Linked DNA regions of Homo sapiens: region 1 is linked to region 2. A link is a contact called in ENCODE Hi-C or POLR2A ChIA-PET data. All regions are on one chromosome and are shown on one strand. Each heading gives the region's core, a stretch centred on a gene start or an enhancer-like site at or near the end of the contact. The rest is flanking DNA. Distances are from core to core; before and after follow the strand shown.

Region 1 (4,337 bases), core at 326-2,825, 34 kb before region 2:
AAACAACTGTCATCATACTCGAAAATTTAATTTATTGTGTTTCTTAAAATTCACTTAAGTAATTAAAAGATTTTATTTGTTATTTAGTTTACGGTCTTAAAAAATCAAGTATTTTAAATTTAAAAATTCAGTTAGAAATATTTAAGCAATTTTAATTAATTAGGTTTTGAAGATCTGCTTGAAAGTGATTGCTGAGATATGCTTTTCTAAGTTGAATGTAAACGACAGAGGAAAAAATATATCTGTAATAAGTCAAATATTAATTTGAAAATCCAAAAGAATCACAAGTAGTCTTTTCTGCACATTAAGCCTGCCCTCAAAGACACCAGAAAAACATTATGTTGTTAAGCATGCATTTATGAAAGAGTGTTAAAATAATGAGTTCTAAGTATTTGGGGCTTTTTTTGTGTAAGTAAAGTGAGTTTATTGGAAGCTTTGGAGCAATAGAATGTCATTATCACATTTTTATCTCACAAGATAATTCTGATGGCAGTGAAATGCCCTTTCCCCACTTTTCTGCCAGGTGACACCCTACTCAATTCCTCAAGCACTAACTTCAACCACACCTCCTCCAAGAAATCCAAACCCACACGAAATCAATCCCAGGCAGAATTAAGAGCTTCTTCTCTGTACACTGTTGCACTTTAACACATCCTGTATAATGATCATTTCATTTCAACGAGGTCTTTTGGGTTCTGTCTCCCAGTAAGCCATGAAGCTAGACCATCATACTCATTTTTAGATTTTTTTGTTTGTGTTTAACATGGAACCATATTTCAAGTGGATGGAATCTAATTGAAATTCAAAGCCTAGGACTGTATTCTGAATTCAGTACAATTCCACTGAAGTGCAGATATCATATGACACCCTACCTAAGAAAGGGCAATCTCCTTTTTCCTCTTGAATTTTGATTGCAATTATAAGTAAATAGCAAGTCATAATTATTAATTCTTTTTATCCAAGATACATTTGGCACCACAGAAAAAGAACTGGCTCTTCTAGCATTTCCTATCAACAGGTTTTCAGCTGTGTACTCACTTGCAAATGATTACACATTCACAGGAAAGAAATGTATTTAGGTTGGAAAAAGTCCCAGAAGGCCCATAGGGTGGGCATTTGATTCCTTGATAAAAAGCCAAGCCCCACTGTCTGGAAAGGAGGAAATTAGAAAAGGGGGAAAGAACCATTTGCTTCAGGGCCTAAAATAACACCAATTGCAGCACGAACTATGAGAAGCAAGATAGCAGAATTAAACAGTAGAGAAAAATTGCCGCCTAAGACTTCTTCAGCTACAAAATAACTTAGAAAATAATTTCAAAATAATTTCCCAATACACAACAATATTTTCAGCAAGAATATATCGAAAGGCAATTTGGCAAGATGTTTTGGAGGACTTCAACACAAGAAAAGATGAATTTTTACATTAAGAAGAGATGAATAAATATTAATGTACCAACAAAAACTATTGATGTACCTTTCAATTCTAAAATTGTATTTCTGTATGTGAGTTATTTCCTTTTGTGCATGTGTATGTGTCTCTTCTCACCCGACCTCTCTCACTCTCTTAATTATACTGTAAAAATGAAGCCAGCAGGAACTGCTTCTTAACCGTTAATCATTATCCGCCCTGGCTGTTGTAATTTTTTTTTCTTTTCTTATGGAGAAATTTTTCTTTCCATTGCCTATACTTCTCTCCAGCACATTAATTATCTTTCCTGTGACAAGCCCCTAATCCATTTTTGTTCTGTGAAATCTGTAGCACTTAATGAAGATTATTCTCACTTTGTAAAGGCTTTAGAAGGGACTTTTCAGATCCTGTCTAAATGAGGGCCTCTTAAGTCATATGATGAGCTTAGATTGGAGCCCTGGTCTCTCAGATTTGATTAGCAGGTCCCGATGGCTTGCTACTACTTTGCTCAGCTCTGTGATTTTAGCAAGAAAAAAAGCAAAAATGAAAAACAAGAGTAGCTATCTGGATAATAGCAGGAACAAGTTGGAGAGGAGAACATTCACCTGCCATATGCACTATAACTGAATATAGTCATTAGCTACAGATGCCTGGTAATTTGAAATGGGGACCTTTATGCCTCTTATCTTGGGTAGTCTCAGACTTGAGACCAGTATGTGTAAATAAGAGCCTCTTCATCTTCCACTGGGGCTTAGAATTAGTAATTCTAGCTTGTGGTTCTCCCTTCCTGTATCTTCGTGACCTTTCTGCCTTTTAAACAATCAGCCCTTCATGATTATGCTTATTTTTAGGTCTGCTTTCACTATTCTCCCCCAGGAAGAGAAAAATATATAATGCATTAAATCCCAGTTCCAGGAAAACAGCATCCAGGTCTAAAAAGCAGATGTCATTGTGACTATCACTAACAGAACTTCAATGACATGCTTTCCATCTTCTCTCACATTTGAGGGGTATGCCATTACCAGCCTTATGCTGTTGGAAACGTACACACCTTACCAGATGTTAATTAGATTTGGGCTTCCAATATTCCAATATTCCCCAAAATTAGTGATAAACACACACTCAGGGATTTTAACTCAGAACTACACATCGGGCAACTTATGGACCACCTGTGGCTGAAATAGTGAAGTTAATGGCTGGGAAAAAGATGTCATGATTTTGAAATAAATCTAAAGAATAGAAAGTAAGAAATGATAGTTTTCTTCAGTAACTGTGATTAAACTCACTTCTGCTTCTTCAGATCAGATGAGAAAGAAATTATAACAACAAGAATAACAATAACAATACCTATTGAGAATGTACCAAGGGATTTCTTTAATTGTACCAAGGGATCTCTTTCATTAATTTGTTATAACAAATCTATAGGAAAAATTTTTTTTGTTAATGTTTCCATGTTACATTTATATAAATTTAGGAAATAGAAGAATTGAGACTCCAAGCCGAGATTTTGTTAAGTCAGAGCCTGCGCTCTTAATCACTAACTTTTTCACCGCAGGGCCACCAGACCCCAGGTAGAACTCTGCTCACATTCCTCCTTCCAAGCTACACCTAAGCCTAGGCCTAGGCCTCTGATGGAGTTTCACCAAGCAACGAGCATGGAAAGGAGTGCAACTAGTTTGCAAACCTTTATGATGTGGATGAGGCATGATTCGGACAACAAACACAGGAAGACAACCTCTCATGGGAAAGGCCATCCTTAGCCTGATGTCCAAGACAATAGAGATTCTGGAACATTGCCTGAAACTTTTATCTTCTGGCCTTCACACATGCGGTTCCTCTCCCTAGAATATTGTCTTTTTTCCCCCTTTCCTTGCCCCACCCAAACCCTGACTTCACTTGAAAACTCTTATTTTTCTTTCAGACTCAACTTGAAACTCACTTCCTCCATCAAGCCTTCCCCAATCCCCTAGACCAAGTGAGAGAAGCCCCCATTATGGGCCCCTGTGGCCCCCTATACTTAGCTTAGTATAACATATGTCATCATTTATCAAACTTTCTTGTTTTATTGCCCTTCTTCCTTACTGGATTATGAATTCCATGAAAGCTGAAAAATTATGTCTGCCTTATTGCCCAATTCATTTCCATTCCCTGTACAGGTAATTGCTGAATAATAGAGTAAGTGAATGAATGAAGAATCAACACATCTCCTACCAGTACAGAGTACTGAATTCTGAATTCCTTTTTCTGAAAATCCTAAAAAGCAGGGTCAATGGTTATATATCTAAGATGAACTAACTGTCTTTTCCAGGTCCCTTCTAGTCCCACAATTCCTTTATTTTTTAATCAAAACTGCCAACACAAGTTTTAAATTAATAATAGCATTGTCGTCATTATTTCACCACTTCAGTAGATGAGTGCCTGAGATGCAGGTGACTAGAAGGACTGGCCTCATCTAATCAAGCCCTGAACAGCACTTGTCTCGAGGTGTGAGGGCAACCATTCCACTCTCCACATTAATGCCATTAGGTAAAAGAGACAATAAGGAGATTTTTGTGTAGTAGAATTCTCTAGCATATACAGTTTTACCCTTGCCACCGATTAATTTACCAACCTCACAATCTTTACTCCAGGGTAAACAGATTTAAAACAAAAAAGTTGAAGTCTCATGGTAGCCAGGTGAATTTCTGTGCAAATATTTTACTATGTTCATCTGACAAAAATAATTCAGGACATGCCATTCTTAACAATCACCTCTGTCAATACTACTGATTAATCTGCAATTTCTTTCACAGTCGGAATAACGGCATTGATCAATTCAGTGGACACCTTTGAGCATAACATAAAGGATTTGATATACCCTTCAAGATGAACTAGGGGCCTTTGTCTTTGGCACTTTCTATTACTTTCCTGTATGGCCAAACTATGAGAC
Region 2 (4,552 bases), core at 1,977-4,476:
TTTACTAATTTTGGTTACATAAGAATTTGAGGTGAATACATCCTTGAGGGTAAGCTTTGACTTTTTTATTAGTATACTTTTAAAAGCTGACAAAGGGCTTGGCACATTATTAATGTTTGTTGATTGAATGAAAGGATGAATAAATGAATATAAGCGAAATTAAGACATATTTCTTACTGACAGACACTAATGACTAAAAAAGGCTTCCAACAAATGAGCAGAGTTGACAATTAAAGTGTAAATAGGAATCTAATGAATGTTCTAATTGATCTTCCCTGCTTTAAGATGTAGCCAGAATTTTTTAACCTTGAGATACAATGCTCAGCAAATTAGGAGACTGTCCTTGTGTGACAATCTCTTTAATCAATCTAATAGTTTGTCTACTCAACTACAGACTTTAAGACCTCTGCCAAATTAGTGTTTTGTTTTGTTAGTCTTAGCAAAAGTTATGTCTTAATAATAGATTCATATATGAGGTTTAGCTTGGCACTTTGGACTTCTGTGAAAATAAAGAACATATGTTAAATTGTTTTTTAAAAAGTCTTCAAAGGTAATAAAGTTGGGAGGAAAAAGGAAACTCTCATTCTTTCTTGGTGATTCTACCTACAAGAAAACAATAAACCCTTAATATCTGAATCAGGTTTTAACAAGATTTTTTAAAAAATTGATTATTTCTCTTTAGTTGTGCAGTGGCTTCAAGATAATGAGTGTTAAGCATTCCTTCAACCCATCGAGAAGTTTGATACCATCTATACAAGGCTTGCTAAGAGATGGCAAAGCAAAAAAAAATTTTTTTGACCCAGACCAGACCACCCACCTCCAGCCTATGAAGGAGAATAAAGGCTGAAAGGGAAATTGACATTTACAAAGTGGATTTTGTGAGGGAGCTGTTAATGAGTGTTGAGTCCCACACAACTCCCATGGGGAGAAGGATTAGGTGTGTTTTCCTTCATTTCAAGCCCAGGGAATGTGGCTTCAATGGGACCATGTAGAGAGCTCAAGGTGTGCCCCAGGTACTGTCAGAGGACAAAAGAATATGGGGAAATGCTAGCTGACTAGTAATTCTGATCTGATGGAAGACAAAGAAAAGCTGACATGAAGAAAGGTTACAACAGAATTTCTTGAGGTAAAGAATATGCATAGTTATATGAATTTAACAGAAAAGAATCAACCTTGAGGTCCTCTAAATATTGCCCAAAATAACTTCCTAGAGGCACACAGTATCCCCAACACAGGAGTGTAGCACTAGGAGACTATCATGTAAGTGAGCAACTATAGGGAGGAACATCCCTGAACATCAAAAGAACTGCAGGCTAGGTACCCTAGTGATTCAGGGTTGGTGGGTGGAAAGTTTTCAAATAATGCCCCAAAGTTTGCCAGGAGAAAGTGTCAGCTTTAAACACCTGCCAAGCCCAGAGAGCACATCATCATTAGTTGAGAGACATCAACTAATTTCAGTGGTGATCAACTAATGCCTTTGCTTTTCTCTTACCTCCCCTCTCTCTCTCAGCTCCCTCCAATCCCAAAGGGGTCAGAAACTGCAATTAGCAAGCTGGAGGAGGAGGAGGAGGAGGAAGAGGCACAGAAGCAGGAGGTGGGGAGCCTGAGACAGAGATCATCCTGTCTGCCCTTCCCACTTCAGGCTACCACCTCTTGCAGACCTACGTTAAATGAAATGAGAAGCCTCAACTTTGACTACTATTAAGGTATTACATAGAAGTAGACATTTTAGGGGCCAAAATAAAACTTTCTGGGTGACTAGAAGAGCACAAAGGATCTCTCATTTTCTGAAAGTGGAGTGATCGAAAAAAGCCACTGTGCCATTCCTGGAATTCATTCAAGAACAGAAAAAAATTTGTCCTACTGAGTGGGCTAAAAGAAATAGGGGAAAGATTAAAGCTGTCATGTGATTTCATTCCAGGAGACCTGCTTGTTCACTATAATGAGGTTATTTTCCCACATCAAGAAAAAACCTCCAATAAGTTCTATTTCCTAGTCTTACTGTAGATATTCCACTCCACGAACAATGAGGGAATGGTTGCACTTAATTGTTTGATGTCCATGTAGTCCAGTGGAAGAAAATTCTGTCCAGGTTCTCCAGTCCCTACCTGCTGAAGCCCAGTCCCCAACTAACTCATTCAGGCAGGCAAAAAATACTGTAAATTCATTTTGCTGCCCTGAGTTCAGTACCAGCTGATGTTGGGTTGGGTTCACTCTTCACCCCCTGCCCATCATGATTTTTTTCTCATGCCCACTATTAACTGACCAGTTTGTGTAATGGTAACCTGCTTTCCCACAGAGACCTGGATTCTTTGGCCCGCATGCCCTACCATGAGCCAGGGTCACCTTCCTGACAGATTCATCTCTTAGACTCTCAAATGCACATCACCTGACATGAAGTTCTGTCCAGCTCTGTGCTTCCTCCACTCTGCCCCAACGACCAGATTCGACCTCTCTGTAGCAACACCAGCCCACATCAAAACTGGTCATGCCACACCCACAGGGAGGAATCCCAGCCCTTCCCAGTTATGCCTTCAGCCTCTACCTGTCCCATCACCCTTTGCTGCTGAGATCCCAGTATGCCTTGCGGTTGAACCCATAGAAAGTTGGAATGAAAAAAAGAACTAGGAGGCACTCATCTGCAACTATTTCTTGTGATGAAAAATGGTGCAACCATTAAAGGAGAAAGGAGGAAAGGAAAAATTGGGGTCTTAAAAAGTACCCTTCAGTTATCATATAAGACTAGAAAAGCAGCCACAAAGTGTTCTTAATGTTACTCAGTGGTTATCATTTCAAATCAGACTCAGACCAGGAAGATGCAAGGATAATCATGAAATATGAGGCACACCGCTGCTGAGCACCAGTTAGTTCCAAATGTGTTCATTTATTCATTTGCAGTAACAGCCTCGGAAATCAGTGGAGTGGTCTCTAGGAAGTAAAGGAATAAAATAATTTTCCAACTCTCATAGTCAGAGGGCTAATTCAAATTTCAAAAGGAACACTAACTTGCTTAAAGTACCATAAAAATAGAGAGGGGGCGGGGAGAGTGGAAATTCCATCCTGCTTTAATCACTGTCTCCTGCAAGTTTCCTTAATGATTTCCAGCTGCCTCCATTTAGGCTGTTGCTTTGACAGAACTTTCATACAAACTTGGAACATTTAACGTATCCAAATTTTTTTTTTTTACTTTGCCCTCAACTGCATTCTAACCAAAAGCAGATTTCTCTTGGATTATATAAGAATATGATGAGCTGGAAAGGGGCGGAGTGAGGCAAGGAGTCTGCCTTTGCTTTTTGCAGTCTCCACAAACCATTTCACAAGAGGCACAAAGGAAAATGTGAAAACCCAAGGAGAAGCCCACACCCTTGTAGAAAGCCAAAATATGGTTTCACTTCAACATACTACTGCATTCTGAAGAGAAACTGACTATTCAGAATTAGGCTACCACAAAATAAATACCTCCAAATTTTAATATAGGTAAAATTTTAAGAGGGGGAGAGAGAAAGAGAGTGTAGTAAGTTGGTATGGAAATATTTACAGCCAAACTTGTGCTGACCAAATAGCCTGTGACCCTAAGTCATCCATTTTTCTGCATGGGGAAAGGAGCAGAGAACAATGGAAACATGGATATACAATATCATAAAAGATTAGATATTAATACTTGAATAAGGAAGTTTATTAAAAATCATGAGCTTCAGCCTTGAAGATCCTTGAAGGTCATAATTTCCTTTCCAATAGGGTTGTATGCTCTTTAAAAGAAAAGAGTAACCATCTCTTAATAATTTTTGTCTTCTCCCACAACCCCTAGCAATAGGATCTCATATACGGAAGGTCTTCAATGAAGGCATGTTAAAGCGAATAAAGAAAAGCTTTCAGAGACTGATGTTAATAAAACAGGGGGATATGTGTAAAAAGAAAATGAAGACTGTTTGCAAGGAGATTAATTAGTAGGCTATTTTATCCTCATGATTCCTTGAATCTGTAATTTACTCAGCTATCATTAAGTTTTCCACATGAAGATAGGTCCTATATTTTTACTTGTGAGACAAAAAGAGACTTTGGTAGGTCTTCAAGTTATTCTCCTGAAAACTATCCCAGACTACTGAAGAGCTACTCTTTGAAAAAGGGTTCTATAAGTTAACCTATTCCTTCTTGTCCAACAGGTCAGTAAGGAAATACTCTATGTATATACCTCAAATCGTATATATTGCACACTGAATTTTTTCGGGGGGTAGGGTGGGTAGAGGGAAGTTCTTAAAAATATTTAAAAATGAATAATAATTTTCTATTTAAAATCCAAAAGAGGTACAGAGGAAATATAGGAAATAGTAGCTAAGTTAGTCTTTGAGTCACTTCTCATCTCTACCTTCATTCATTTTGACAAATATTTTCGAGTACCTAGGGCAGAGCAGATGTTGAAAATCCCATAGATTTTCCATATAAATCTTATTCTCCATCACTTAGGGACATTCCGAGGCTCCAGAATTTCTGCTAGAAAAGCTTTAGGCCGGGCGCGGTGGCTCATGCCTGTAATCCCAGCACTTTGGGAGGC

Evidence for each region. Hi-C counts contacts between places; a loop is a spot of excess contacts on that map. ChIA-PET counts read pairs that join two places held with the same protein, here RNA polymerase II (POLR2A). Pooled maps may share reads with other maps.
Region 1: a map of aorta shows a loop between it and region 2 (2.2-fold over the local background). The contact joins two enhancer-like sites. A Hi-C loop is called at or near these places in 16 of 168 maps with a recorded cell type or tissue (A673, Caco-2, K562 and 11 more) and 15 of 50 pooled maps. POLR2A ChIA-PET finds 5 or more read pairs at or near these places in 6 of 52 experiments (AG04449, AG04450, BJ and 3 more).

What each region holds. Positions count from the first base shown.
Region 1 is chr7:94,313,021-94,317,357 of GRCh38, forward strand. All of the region lies in intron 1 of LOC112267858 (a long non-coding RNA gene), which reads right to left. The region is part of intron 2 of LOC107986821 (a long non-coding RNA gene); the gene reads left to right. Among named protein-coding and RNA genes, the nearest start is that of COL1A2-AS1, 77 kb to the right of the region's middle. Within about 2 kb of position 1,576, at least 2 of the 41 ENCODE cell types and tissues checked have a DNase peak (open chromatin) inside an H3K27ac peak, as active enhancers do; they include A673, where a contact is called at or near this core.
Region 2 is chr7:94,345,150-94,349,701 of GRCh38, forward strand. All of the region lies in intron 1 of LOC112267858 (a long non-coding RNA gene), which reads right to left. LOC107986821 (a long non-coding RNA gene) reads left to right here. Exons shown (of 4, transcript XR_001745275.2): 4 at 1,511-1,914. Among named protein-coding and RNA genes, the nearest start is that of COL1A2-AS1, 45 kb to the right of the region's middle. RefSeq lists an enhancer at 1,501-4,419. Within about 2 kb of position 3,227, at least 8 of the 41 ENCODE cell types and tissues checked have a DNase peak (open chromatin) inside an H3K27ac peak, as active enhancers do; they include A673, where a contact is called at or near this core.